Regions from separate parts of the Homo sapiens genome. Here region 1 is linked to region 2. A link is a contact called in ENCODE Hi-C or POLR2A ChIA-PET data. All regions are on one chromosome and are shown on one strand. The core of a region is the stretch at or near the end of the contact, and the rest is flanking DNA. Distances in the headings are between cores, read along the strand shown. Region 1 overlaps JAZF1 (JAZF zinc finger 1). Region 2 overlaps JAZF1 (JAZF zinc finger 1).

The links. Hi-C counts contacts between places; a loop is a spot of excess contacts on that map. ChIA-PET counts read pairs that join two places held with the same protein, here RNA polymerase II (POLR2A). Pooled maps may share reads with other maps.
Region 1: a map of endothelial cell of umbilical vein shows a loop between it and region 2 (3-fold over the local background). The contact joins two enhancer-like sites. A Hi-C loop is called at or near these places in 1 of 168 maps with a recorded cell type or tissue (endothelial cell of umbilical vein), 1 of 37 single-sample maps with no recorded cell type and 1 of 50 pooled maps. POLR2A ChIA-PET finds 5 or more read pairs at or near these places in 3 of 52 experiments (BJ, Panc1 and naive thymus-derived CD4-positive, alpha-beta T cell).

The regions. Positions count from the first base shown.
Region 1 is chr7:27,832,063-27,838,676 of GRCh38, forward strand. JAZF1 (JAZF zinc finger 1) reads right to left here. Exons shown (of 5, transcript NM_175061.4): 5 at 1-914. The coding sequence ends at 738. Among named protein-coding and RNA genes, the nearest start is that of TAX1BP1-AS1, 95 kb to the left of the region's middle. Within about 2 kb of position 2,359, at least 5 of the 41 ENCODE cell types and tissues checked have a DNase peak (open chromatin) inside an H3K27ac peak, as active enhancers do; they include endothelial cell of umbilical vein, where a contact is called at or near this core.
Region 2 is chr7:27,870,304-27,876,943 of GRCh38, forward strand. All of the region lies in intron 3 of JAZF1 (JAZF zinc finger 1), which reads right to left. Among named protein-coding and RNA genes, the nearest start is that of TAX1BP1-AS1, 130 kb to the left of the region's middle. Within about 2 kb of position 3,853, at least 12 of the 41 ENCODE cell types and tissues checked have a DNase peak (open chromatin) inside an H3K27ac peak, as active enhancers do; they include endothelial cell of umbilical vein, where a contact is called at or near this core.

The sequences.
Region 1 (6,614 bases), core at 1,109-3,608, 40 kb before region 2:
AATCAATGTGTGTTAAATGAATGAACGAACTGAATAGACTATTTTGTACAAAATGCCATTTATAACACTAAAATGACTAGTAAGTCAGATGGCAAGATTTTCAGCTTTTTAAAGGGCAAAAGGATTTGCAAGATAATATAAAACACAGAAAGCACACCTTTACGTATGTTATTTAAATATGAAAATATTTTTAGCATATTATGTTAAACATTCTTTCTTATTTATATTTCCATTACCTAAAGTCTTTCTACTCACAAATACTAACTCCATTATGTAAGGCATGGTAACCAGTTTGATAATGAAGGTATTATTTTGGTTTTGAACATATGTGAGTTGATGTGTTGAAAACTTCAATCACATTACAATCTTGAAAAAAAAATCTCAGTGCCAGCCCCTCCTCCCCCCAGGTTGATACCACCGCAATACAATTCAACAATATGCAACATGCCCTCAATTTTATTTTGTTTTGGGGGAAATGTGCTGAAGAACCTAGAGCTTTTTTTGTTTAGCACCTTATATCAAAGTAATGAAAATGGGTATGATGATTACATGTGCAAATGTACAAAATCATTAACTCTACAAAGATACATCATTCCAAAATTACAGAAAAAATTTAAAGCATGCATTTAATTCTTTTTCTTTAAAGGGTTGCTGAATGCTTCCCCTGAAAAAAGGTGGCTGTTTTCAAAATCAGCAACTGCTGGTGAGGATTTCTTGGCACAGTTATGACCAGCATGTTATTGCTGCATCTTCCTGATAATCTCAGCCGACACCGGGGGATGGAAATTGATTGTGTGGTGCCGCAGGCCCTGAGCTGTCTTGTAACTCTTCCCACAGCGACACTTGAATGGTTTGCGGACACGAATCTGTGTTCTGTGACCATTCTTAGCGTGATACTTTATGCCATTCACATTCTGTGGAGAAGACAAAAATATTTATTACATGGATTCACAGGATACCTGTCAAACTTCGGAAACCTCAATTTGGGTCTGGATTGCAGTTCCTGGATGGCAGCTGTTTAGAGTGTAGTCTTTTGCAAGGACTCCAGTTGGGACCCTTCAAGGACATTCTGGTGTGTCGGTCATGGGCTGTACGGATGGTCACACACACAGCTGACTCAAAATTTCAGATGTGCCTCAATTACTCTGAAAATGAAAGTACTGATTTCTTCCAATTTTATATAAAATATATATTTAGGACTTACAGACTGTATAAAGAAAATCCTCTGAATCTTTTCCACTCTAAAGAAAGTTAACAGTGAACAATCCTACACAAATATCCTCAGCATGACCAACAAAATATCTTTCTAAAGAAAAACATCAGGGCATATCCCAAAAGTTTAACATATAGAAATTTTTGATTTGGAAACTCAATTTACAGCTTGCTTCTAGATAACTGTGTTAACAGTTCCCTACCATGCCTTAACCAGAGTTTTTGTCAGTTTTCTGCTCTGCACTAAGCCAGTATCTCTGATGCCACTGTGGGAGCTACTTGTTGCCCAAATCTTGTCCCCGCCGTACAGTTGTACATGTTTAATAAGCACCTGTAGTCAGACTAGTCCTTACCTTAAGTATTACATTCCAAACATACAATGAACTTTAAAAATTTAAGGTTATATAATGTTAGTCACTAAGATTGGACTTCTTAGCATCTGGATACTAAAGTTATCAAAATGCTTTCTAAATTTCTGTTTGTCGGTTTTGCTAGTTCACCAGCATATTCTATGTAAGATTCCGTATTCTATGTAAGAGTCACTCTCTACAGTTTTAACCACCAGTAATCCTCATCCCAATTAAATGGTGAGGAAATGGGCTTGAGGGTAGTAAGTAACTGGTGGAAGATCTAAGAAGGGACGGCGGACGTGTGGTATTTGAGATAGGTCTTAATTTCCAAGTCAGCAATTGCCAGATTAGAGAGTAAGGGAACACAGAAGAGACAGCCTGAAACAAAAAGCACAGATTTTAGGAGAGTGAGCTGTTTCCTAAAATATTACCTAAATCCAGTCCTGCTAGAGCCAGTCCCTTGCCCAACTGAAGGATTCCAACACAAATTGTTCCCACTCTTCATGGGATGCCTTCAAAGAGCTCCCAGAAAACAGCTCCCTGCTGTTGTCTCATGAATACCTAGCACAGTGCCTGGCACATTGTCGATGCTAAGTCTTTGTGAGTGAATGAAGTTACAACAGCACTTCCCAAGTTCACGCCTCACTAGTCTGGAAGAAGGGTTGCTACTAAATATAAACGTGGTGGTGATTACTACACTAGAGATGTGCAGTACACATGAATGCTTTTTTAAAAGTCCTTGGAAGAGAACTCTGCTGGACTTTGTTGAACCCAGGGGTGCCAAGTAGCAGCTGGCTATGCTCAGAGTCTGAAGGTTGTCCAGTGATTTGAAGCAGAAGGACAAACACTCTCCCCTGAACACCTGGCTCCAGGCCTTCTGCACCTCAGCCCTGTCCTTCCAGCATCAATCCTTTCAAACATAAGGTACTTCAGTCTTGTTAAGAGGCATGTTGGGGGTTTCAGAGCCTACTGGGGCAGGAAAGGGGAGGGTAGTGGTGGTGGTAGAATCAGACCCACTGAAATGTTAGATGGGTAGATATGCCCTGCCAGTCCCTGGCGGTTCCATCCCCTCCGAGGCCCAGGCACATGAGTGAAGAGGCCAACGTGTGTATCCAGCCCAAGTGAGCCTTCAGATGATTCTAGCCCCAACTGGTGTCTTAGAGCAACTGCATGAGACCCCAGGCGAGAACCACCTTGTTGAACCAGGCAGCCCAGAGAACTGTAAAAGATAATTGTTTTAAGCCATGTATTGTGTGTGTGAGAGAGACAGAAAGAGAGTGAATGTTAGTTTTATGACCATTAGATAAAGACTTTCAACTTTAATATGGTGGAAAGTATCCTGGGTTACAAATGCTAGAAATGTGCACCTGCCTGCTTAGTAATATCCCATGTATAGCTCAACGAATATTGAGCACCTAGCAGGGTCCTTTTCCGTGGATGAAGGGCTACTAAAATATTTCATGTCCTTGTTTTCATGGGGAACTTGATGCAGGACAGCTCATTAATAATCCAGCTACCTCTGTGCCCCAAAACCATTCAAACCTTGTCAGAAAATAGAGGAAACCAAAAATAGAAAAGCATTAACCAAGAAACAAAAAGGCACAGCAACTCTTAACAGTATCAGGGCTTAGCCATTCCATTGAGGGCTGAGGTTTTTATAACTAATTAGGCTAAAAAAAAGATTTAAGACCAGAAATTGCTAAAGCCATAAAAGCCAGTCCAATGTGAAGCCAGATCTGTCGTTCACCAAGAGAAGGACAAGCCAGGGCTGAGGGGATTCCGGCAGGCGCTGTGGCCCATTCACAGCTTGAATGTAAACATTATGTTGTGTGTCTGGCATGAGACTGTGAAGAAAACAGCCAACACCACACACACATCAGCTTTATGACTCTGGAAAAATCAGGAAGCACATTTAGAAACATAAAGTATTTCCAGGGTTGGTCAGAGAACCTGCTGTGCCATCACTCCTTTGTCTTTGCTGCTGTGATTAAAAAATGTTGACAAGCGTCAGTGGGTTGCCCTTATCGCAAATGTTAGTACAAGGTCAAGTGAGACTCTATTAAGACATTTCCTCCATCCAGCCATTCAGTTACAGGCCGCGGGAACGTCCTCTTTACAAGACCAGAGGAGCTCTGAAAAGATCCACCAAAGTTTATTTCATCAGTCCTGAAACAAATTTGATCTTTCAGAAATATTAGTAAAAAAAAATAAATAATGGCCGGAAACCTGAAATGCTGAAATTGCTGAAATTCTTTGGTCTTTGAAAAAAATGGAATCAAGCTTCAAAAGGGCAAGGAAAGTTGCTAACATTTATTAAGAGCTTACCATACTGGGTACTTGATGTCAATTGCCTTATTTAATACTCATGTTCTGGATGAGAGAATTGACTCCTAGAGAAGGTGAGTGACTTGGCCAAGATCACATGGCTGGTAAATTACAGAACTGGAATAGGAACCCAGGGATGTCCAATCCATAGTCCATATTTCCTCATTTAGTCTCCTAATGTGCTAGGTACTCGTTAATTAGAACAACCAGCTAGTGGTCTTTGAAAAATCTTACCAGTTGGGAGGAAGGATTGGGATAATAGTCTGGAGAAAACTGTCTTTGAGTTTTCTCAAAGTGATGCTCTGACATCAAGCTAGTAAGGGAAGAAAGTGGGAAGGTAGGAGGTAGAAAGGAGAACTTAGGTGGGGGGGGTTCCACCATTAGGAACTACCTGTCCCCTCTGATGGAATTAGGCCAGTCAATAGACAGCAGGCGACTTAAAGGCTTTTCTAAAAAGTCTACTCCAAATCAAATCATGAGGCCTGAAGTCCAGATGCTGAGCTGGGCCATCCTGTCCTTACCTGTATGGGATCTTTGTTGTCAGTACTCAGGCCTTCATGTGTACAACATGTGACGCTTGCCCTAGATAAGCCCAGTGGTCAATTTCCCAGGGCCTGGATGTTGTACACAGCGGAGAAGATGAAGTTGCTTGGGGATTTGATGAGGAAGAAGAGTAAGAAAACAAATTGGGGATGGTAGTAGTGGTAATGGTGGGGGTTAAAAGTGAAACCACTTGCAGCAGTGTGGACACCTCACCAGCCCCAGAAAGCAGGAGGCTGAGGTGCACGCAGTTCCCTACTGGCCACTGCACAGCAGCACACACTGTGTCCAGCAAGTTGGGTGGGGTCTTCAGGAAAAAAAGAATTGCCTCTTCCCTCAGTCATTTAAATAACATGTTCAGTTAGACAATTACAGAAATTCAGAAAACACAGAAGAGGATAAAAAAGAACAGACACTATCACTGTTAATATTTGAGGTATTTCTTTTCACTATTTTTTCATACACACACACACACTCTCTCTCTCAATACCTTTTTTCCACTCAATGTTACTTTGTGAGCACTCCCTCATCATTAAATGTTTCTCAGTGTTTGAAAATGGGACACTGTATCTGGATCTGTCTCTGTTGCTGAAACAATCAATGTACCTCTCTGCAGCAGAGGACTCCAGAGGAACTTTGGGGGGCGGGGTATTGTTCTGTGTAACATTTCTTAAAACAAAACAAAACAAAAAAACTTTAAAAATGCCTTAATCCTCACCATTCTAACATAAAAATTATCAAAGGTTAAGCACTTCAACCCATCTTTTAAACCTATCTGCATTATAAGGAAGGGAAGTCCTCTCTGTTCCCTGAATTCAGGCGAGCATGAGCAGGGCAAGGGTGGTGGGCTCAGTGGTTGTGGCCTGGAACGCCTCTGGGAAGGATACAAAGGAAAAGAATCCTCCCATGGCTTTGGGGCTCAGTGGGGAGCCCACATTTCCCCGTTCCCATGGGCTACACCTTGATTCCTTTGCCCTCAGAGCATCTGTCACATCTGAGACATGTGCTGGGTGCTGAGGAGGGACAGTGAGCTCTGCGGGTTATGGGAGCAGTAAGGGAAATGGCGCCTCAATGTAGAAAGAGCATGTGGGGAGGATGAGAACTTGACCTATGAGGGGCGGAGAGGGGAGTAAGTCTGGGAGGTTGGTGAGGGGTCCCAGAGGTGGAGGCACTGGAGCTGTGCTGGAGAAAGGAGTGGAATTAAAATGAGAGATACTGAGGGAGAGAGGAAGGGACAGGGGACCCGAATATGCAACCCAAAAATGCCTCTTTGCCCTAAGGACTCTTTAGCCGAAGGCAGTTCAGCAGCAGCAGATGCAGGAAGGAGGCTCCCTGCTCTCCCTCTGTGTGCCTCAAAACAGGACACAAATTTACAAAGTCAGAAGAAAGCCCACTCCCACTTCTTCTGGGGAGATCAAAGGTTAACCAATGAAGAGGACTTCAGACTCTTATTGGCCTGGAGATGGTACTGGAGGAATCTACATTAACAAGCTAATACACTAACAGGACTTTGTCTGCCTTTTTTTTTTTTTTCTTTTTTCCTTCCACAAGTTGCTGCTTCCAGAGACTCAAAGCCCTTTTCCTTTGTTACTTCTCTAAAAATGTACTTAACTGTTCTTTGTTGAAGATGCTGTATAAGCTATGAGAACTGCCCATTCCCTGGGTGTCTTGTCTCCTGTGTGTATATGAAATACACATGTTGATAAACTGTTTTTCTCTTGTTAATCTCTCTTTTGTTAGAGAGAATCTGTTGCAACTAGAACTTATGATGACTGAGGAAAACATTATTTTTTCCTCTACAAAGGGCAGGGAGCGTCCTAGGCTAAGGAGTTAACATGGGAAGGAAATGTGGAGACTTGGCCTTACCAGTGGGATCCTTCTCCCATTCCCTGCTCTGCATGAGGTCTGGGAGTTCGGTACCTCATCTTCTGTCTGATCCGTAAATGCCAATGAAATGGTGAGGACTGTAGATCCTGGTCAGTGCCCAGGAGACTTGGCTGGCAGAGACTGCTGCCAGCAGCAAGCAGGGAATAAGAAAAGTCTGACTTGCCTTGAGAACAAATGAGGTGGTAGCACTTCTGGATTCTGCCCGAGTCCACAGTACCCAGCTTATCCCACCCTCTTCTCTCCAGTACCCAAGCCAGCAATGATGCTGTGAATAAGATGAAATACTAATCGCACTGGAGC
Region 2 (6,640 bases), core at 2,603-5,102:
TCCAGCCCCAACTTGCTCACTGCCCCTGGCTCCGGCTCTGCTACCTGTGTTCTGGCCATGTCCCATCCCTTTCATGTATGAATTCCACATCTGCTTTAAGTTCCAAGTGGGCTGGGACCCTGTTTGATGAGTCTCTCCTACACAAGTCCCAAGTATGCCATCAGTACATACTTTCTGATAGATTTTAAAACACTCAAGCTTGACCTATATACAATGTTATCACTGTGTCATAGAATAATAATATTTCAAGGCTGGAAAGAACCTCAGATTTCCTGTGCCAACCTCCCCTCTTACAGAGGACAAGACCAAGGGCCTGGGGAGGGGGTGACCTGTCCCAGGTCACATACTCAGCAAAGGTCCAAGCAAGGGTGGAAGTCCGGCCCCCAGGTCACTGGCAACCCCTCCAAGGTCCTGCTAGTGGCTGCCCAGGTCAAATAAATGGGAAACCAGCATTTGCAAGCCAGGTGACAGAGCCCTCCTGAGTCACAGATGCTGCTCGGGAGGCTGCTTAAAACTCATTCTCAGGCATACACCAGCGCACGCATCCAGTACTCTGTGATTGTGTCCACCCAAACAAGCTGCTTATCTACTTTTCTGAACATGAGGTTCGAATAGGGAGTGCTTTTGAAAACTCCAGAGTAGTTAGCAATGCTTCCTGGATGATTTTGACTGGGTTCATGTACCCCCAGCCACAGTACGTATATGTAGATGCAGTTTCATGAATAGAGGAAGAATACCAGGTTTAAATGTGTCTCTTAAACCGTCATTGTAACGAGAAGTTACAAGTTGGGTCCTGAGGGAAATAAAAAGGAGAGATTTTCCAATTCTAAGTTCTCAAACCACTGAATAACTTCGCTGTTCCTCCTCAACTGGTTTGGAGTTTGATTTGAGACCAGCACTAAATACAAATGGCTCATTTTTCAAATCAATCTTGATCTAGAGACATACAGGTCAACCTTGGGAAAGCAAGGTCAGTGCTGTGTGCCAACGGGGTTGTGACATCTGTAAGGAGATGATCACAATCTTTAGCCAACCTCCCATTTGTCAGCTCAAGTCTATTAACTGTTTCTTCCCTTGCTTTGTTTTGCTCTATAAGGAGAATACCACTTTTCATCTCAGAACAAACCAACGATATGTCATCCACAGATGTCCTAATGGGATAATCCATGTGTCACAGACAATAAGGAAAGTACTTTCCAGTTAGCTAAATAAGGATTAATGAACAGATACTCAGCAAACCTTCGGGGGAGACACAGACAACCTCTGCAATGGGTAGTGTCATCAATGTCCAAGAAGCCTGCACAGTATGCATTTGTAAATGGCCATTTCAAACTGCTTCAGGGGCAAAATTTTCAAGTTTGTGCATCCAAGAGAAATGTTTTCTATGTCTATATTTTTCTAAAAAGTGAAGGTTTAGAAAAACATGCTTCGAATGTTAATTATATGATGATCCCAATCTTTTGGGGTGGGTTCTAGAATTAGAAGCGTGTGAAGGGTATATGGTTCAAGTGGGCAGAACTTTTTCTGCCTCAGCCGACTGTCACACGAGAACTGTCAAGGATGGAAGGTGGGGAGACACACATGTCAAGGATGGAAGGCTGGGAGAAAGTGGTGGTACTATCTGTGGCATGTGCTCCGTTCAGCGGGGCTCACTTCAGAAAATGCAGCTGAAACACTTCTGAGGTGCTAAAGCAAATTGTTATAATGTCACTGCCTATGGTGCTGTTGAGGCTTTATAGCCACAGAGCGCCCATAGTCTCTGGAAGTCATTCTGCATTCTCACATAAACTCGTCCCCGCCAGCAAGCTCCATTCTCCACAGAAAAAGGCCTTTCAATAATGAACAGCCGTCTGTTCCACAGAGCACAGGAAAAACATGATAAACCAAGTCACACAGCCTTGGCTGTAAACATATTCTTACACAAGATTTCTCCAACTCCATATAAAGAAAAAAACAAGCTATTAACCACTTGCAGAACAACAACAAAAAATGCATTGGGTTTCCTGCAATTAAGCTGCAATGTTTTACAGTGCAATTTTATTTATAACTGAAAAAGAGTAAATAAGTAAATATATAAAACGTCGAACAGACCCCTCCCGCCAAAGGCTTTTTCTGCAAATTAACTTAGCAGTAATAAAACCTGTGCCAGCTGGAATCCTTCCCCTGTGCTCTGTGGCAAGGGCAGCCCACGCGGGTATACGGCTGAGAAAAAACACAGTAGGGCATTTTCTACCTTCAGCCAGGGGATGTTAACTCAACTTTGGCAAGTGTTTAAAGATTTCTCTCTCCACATGTTCAAGAAAGAATTAAAAACAGTTGAACTGGGGAAAATGAACATCTGTTACTTACTTACACTCACAACCACAATGAAAAACATTCACAATTAAAGCGATTTTGCTTCCCTGCTAGTTGCAGCTGTAATCTTGGGTTAAAAATATAAATGCGGAGGCTCCTTATTGTCTTTGGGGCTTTCTTCTTCAGGCTGCTTGTAAAAAAGGTAGTTTACTTGGGTTCGATTTTTTTTTTCCCATTGGAATAACAATATCAGGAAACAGGTCTGCATAAAAAGATAGGGGATGGCAACAAAAAGTACCTACGCAACGGAGCCTTGTTTTATGAAGCTATGAACCAGTAGTCAATAAGTGTTTTATATTTGGGAGTTAAATACACTTTACAGCTGTGTAAAAAACCAGAGCCATTTTGGGCCAAACATAAACATTCCAGCGTCTACAAAGTTTACTTATATTAAGCGACGGGGTAGGTTTCTATCAACTGGGAGGGATTTGTGCGTTATGCATGACAGCACTGAAAAGCTTCCACATCAAGTCATTTCCCGTCCAACATGCAGAAATTTCATCAAGAAAATCAAATCTATTTCCGACAAGGTCTTCATACTTCCACCCAGGCTAATGAAATAACCTCCTAACTGATATGCCAGGATCTAGTCTCTTGGCCCTCCAATCCATCCTCTTTCTGGCTGCCACATTCAACCTTCCTCCAAATAGCTGCAATCCATATCGCTCTTCTTTGATTGCATTAGTTACTTTGCTTATTAAAAGTGGCTCCACTGCCAACTCTATTAAACACAAATTCCTTAGCGTGGCATTTAAGGTCCTTATATCTATGCATATGCTTCCCGAACCCAACACACCAGTTCACTGGTGTGGAATGGGTCCCCAACCATCCCCTGGCTGGCTGTCTAGGTTTTTCTGGCTTGAAATACACAACACTCAGCCCACCCTCTACCCTTTCCTGCACTCATTCTTGAAAACCTCTCAAATGCTACTTTCCCCCGGTCATTGTTAACTGAATTGTTGCCAGTAGATGTGCCTACTACCCCTTTTAACCATGATAGCGGTTCACTGAAGGCACTGAGGTTGAGTCTCCTAGGAGCTTTATTTACACCTTGTCTTCCTCTGTGACTTCACTGCCATCTCTCTGAGCGTGGCTCATCTTTGCATCCCCTCCAGCACTCAGTGCTGGGTCTTCGAGGAACAGCCATTAGAGCCAGTTGCCTGTCTCTCTTCTAGAGAGTTGGTGGAACATTTCCTGACTCCACTCTGATATGCTGCTGAGAAGGTAGACTGAGACACTCTGATGCAATTATTATATGGACTAAAAACATCAGACTTCCACCAGGATCATGTATAATTCAGTCAAACAGATTTGCCAGGCGTGGGTTCTAATTGGAATGGCAATCATAAGCAGTCTTTCTCCTTGGTCAGGCCAAGAAGGAATTAATTTGTAACTCATTAACATTTATTTGGAGGAATCTTAAACCATGGTGGGAATGAGTTCATCTCCAGCTGGGCGCAGGGCCTTGCTGCTGAAGGTCCAAGGTCACTGCCCAGGAAGGCTGGCTCAGCCTTGGAATGTGTCCATGGGCTCGTGCCAGCCCTGGCCCTGATCCCACACCACAGAACCCATGTGGCTGAAGGAGCTGAGGCTGGGAAAATCCCCAGGGAGGGGGCAGAAGACTGTTACGTCCTTAGCAGAACATGAGGCTTTTTCTGAGGTTCTGGAAAATAAGTCTGGACAGTTTTCTTTCAAAGTGGTATGGTTCAGCACACCTCTGCCCTCCTTTGCCACCCCCTCAGGAACAAAAACCAGAAGTGCAGAGGGAGCTGTCATGTTATTCCTGGCCCAACGAGAGCAGGAAGTGCCATAAATCTCTCAAGACAGCCTAGGCTCATGGGATTTCCAGAACCAATCTGTCGATTTATGAGAATCAGATCATTCAGACAGACATCCGAACCTTAGATCCTTATGAAAAAACATTAACATACAGGACATTCCTGTCACTTAGGAAAACATTATTCTTTCAAAGTTCCTCCCATAGAACACATCTAACATCTAGGAGAAAAGAGCAAAGAAGCATGGCCTGAATCAGGCCAACCACTGAACCTTTAATCGAGATCCTTATCTGGGGAAATCGCTAGCAGCCTGCTGGACAATGATCAATGAGGGCTGGCTTGGCGTGGCACTGCCTTGGGCCCTGGGTGGGAAGGCTGGTCAATAGCCTTTGGGATCATCAAGCCTGGCCCCAGAAAACAGAAAACAAAGCAGTGGCTTGCAAACACTACCTACAGATGATGTTGGACCGGCAGTGCTGGAGCGCCGGGAGCTGCAGAAAAGACCCGAGGTCCAGGCTCTATCCCTTGGAATTTGACTTGCTAGATTTGGGGTAGGTCCCAGAGAGCCGTATTTTGAAGGTCACTGGGAAAAGCTTGGGAACTATTGAAATACCATATATTGTGACAGAGGCGGTCAGTGATTTAAGACCATGTCTTGATTCTAAAAGATAGTCCTTGACTGTAGGCTGCCCCTGAAAACCTGCTTGTCTCCCATCCGTGCAAGAAATGGCCCAGCCTCCACTCGGCTGCCTGGGAGTCTTTCTCTCTCGCTTTCTCTTCCAGCCTCATCCAACTCCCATCGGCTCTACTCCAAAACATTCCGAGTTCATCCGCACTTCCCTGCTCTGTGATCCTCGTCCCAGCCTTACATCACTTTCCTCTTTCCTCGGCACAGCTGGAATAGAGTCCCTCTTTTAGCCATTTTTACAGCCCCAATCCCAGCAGTCATTGGTCAGTCAGAATAACCTTTTAAAAATGTGAAGCAAACCATGACATTCCCCTGTTTAAAACCCTCCCTTAACTTCCCCTCAACGTAGCAAAAAGTGCCAACTCCTGTCATCTGGGCATGTTTCCCCCACCCCACCCACCAGACCTAGCTAGCCTCACACTCCTGTTTTTTCTCTTCATCTAAGAGGTACTCATCCTTAAAGCTCAGACTGGGCATCATTGCTTCCAAGAGGTCTCCTGACTCTTCATCCAAGTCTGGGCTAGGCAGGTGCCTGCCCTGCATGGGCTCTGAGCTCGTCCCTATCAGAGAACTGTCCACCCCATGTGAATCTTACCATCTGTCTCCCCACTAGTCTCTGGGATACTGGGGTTATGTCTTTTATCTCTGTACATTCATTAGGTACACAGTAAGCACTCAGATGTTTGTTCAGTATATTAACCAGACCTATCCTAGTTATACCTGGAAAACTAGTAATTATCCTAGGAGCTAAAATGAATGTTATGGAAGGACACACAAAGGAATCACATTTCCTATATTTCCAGTCATTCCTAAGTCCTCAGAGGCAGCAGAGGAGAGCACTCAGGAGTCTGCTTTGCAGCAAGGCAGCCCTGGGTTAAGATCCAGGCACCAAAACTTCCTAGCAGTGTGGCCTGGGGCATGTTACCTAATGTCTCTTACCTTCTGGTCTACATTTGCATAGAAAATGGGTGTGTGAATGACCTGGTTAGCCAAGTGCCCAGTACATCCTGGGTGTCCCCGCATGGTAACTCACAGCGTTGTTCTTACTCCTTTAGGGGGCTAACCCTCTAATGCCTCTGGCCAAGGTGGGGTGGAAGGGACAGAGGGTCTCTCTTCAACCTGCTTCCAGAACTGTTTTATCTAATACAGCATAATTCCTGATTTGTTTTCCTCTTTAGGTAATCTTGATTTTTGGTATTTCTGAAAAGTCAACTCTACTGGACTCTAGAATAGCTTTGGTCATCTGTTTCCACCTTGACTCTTGGGAGAGCATCTGATAGGACCTCGAGGGGCATACCATCCCTTTCTGCCCTTCTCCCTCCAGAGTGCACGTTTCCATTTTCCAGTCCCATTAACACCACCGTTATCACAACTGCTAGGATTTTGCTAAGTACTTAAAGCAGAAAGAGGCCTGGATTAGAATTCTGAATCCTTTTAATCTCTCTCTAGGTAAGTTTTGCCAGCCTAGTTTCTTAAAATGTCAAGTATTAAACTGCTTTTATCTCACTAATTAATAATTAGCTTTGGCAAGCAAGAAAGTAAAAGGCATGGCTGGATCTTTCTCAAAAATAAGATCCCGGATAGCAGACTAGGTATAAAACGCAAGGTGATGGCAAGATCATTTGGATTCAAATAAAGCAGAAATCATGAGCTGAGTGTCCTTCCTCAGAGGATGGAACTGGGCGGGAGAGTTTCCATTACTCTCCCTGGAGAGAGGTCTGTGCACTGGTGGGTTTCCACAATGAGCGCTCTATACTTGAATGCCCTTAAAGACTAGAGGCAGTCTTTTCTATTGCTGCTTTGTAGCTTGGAAATCCCA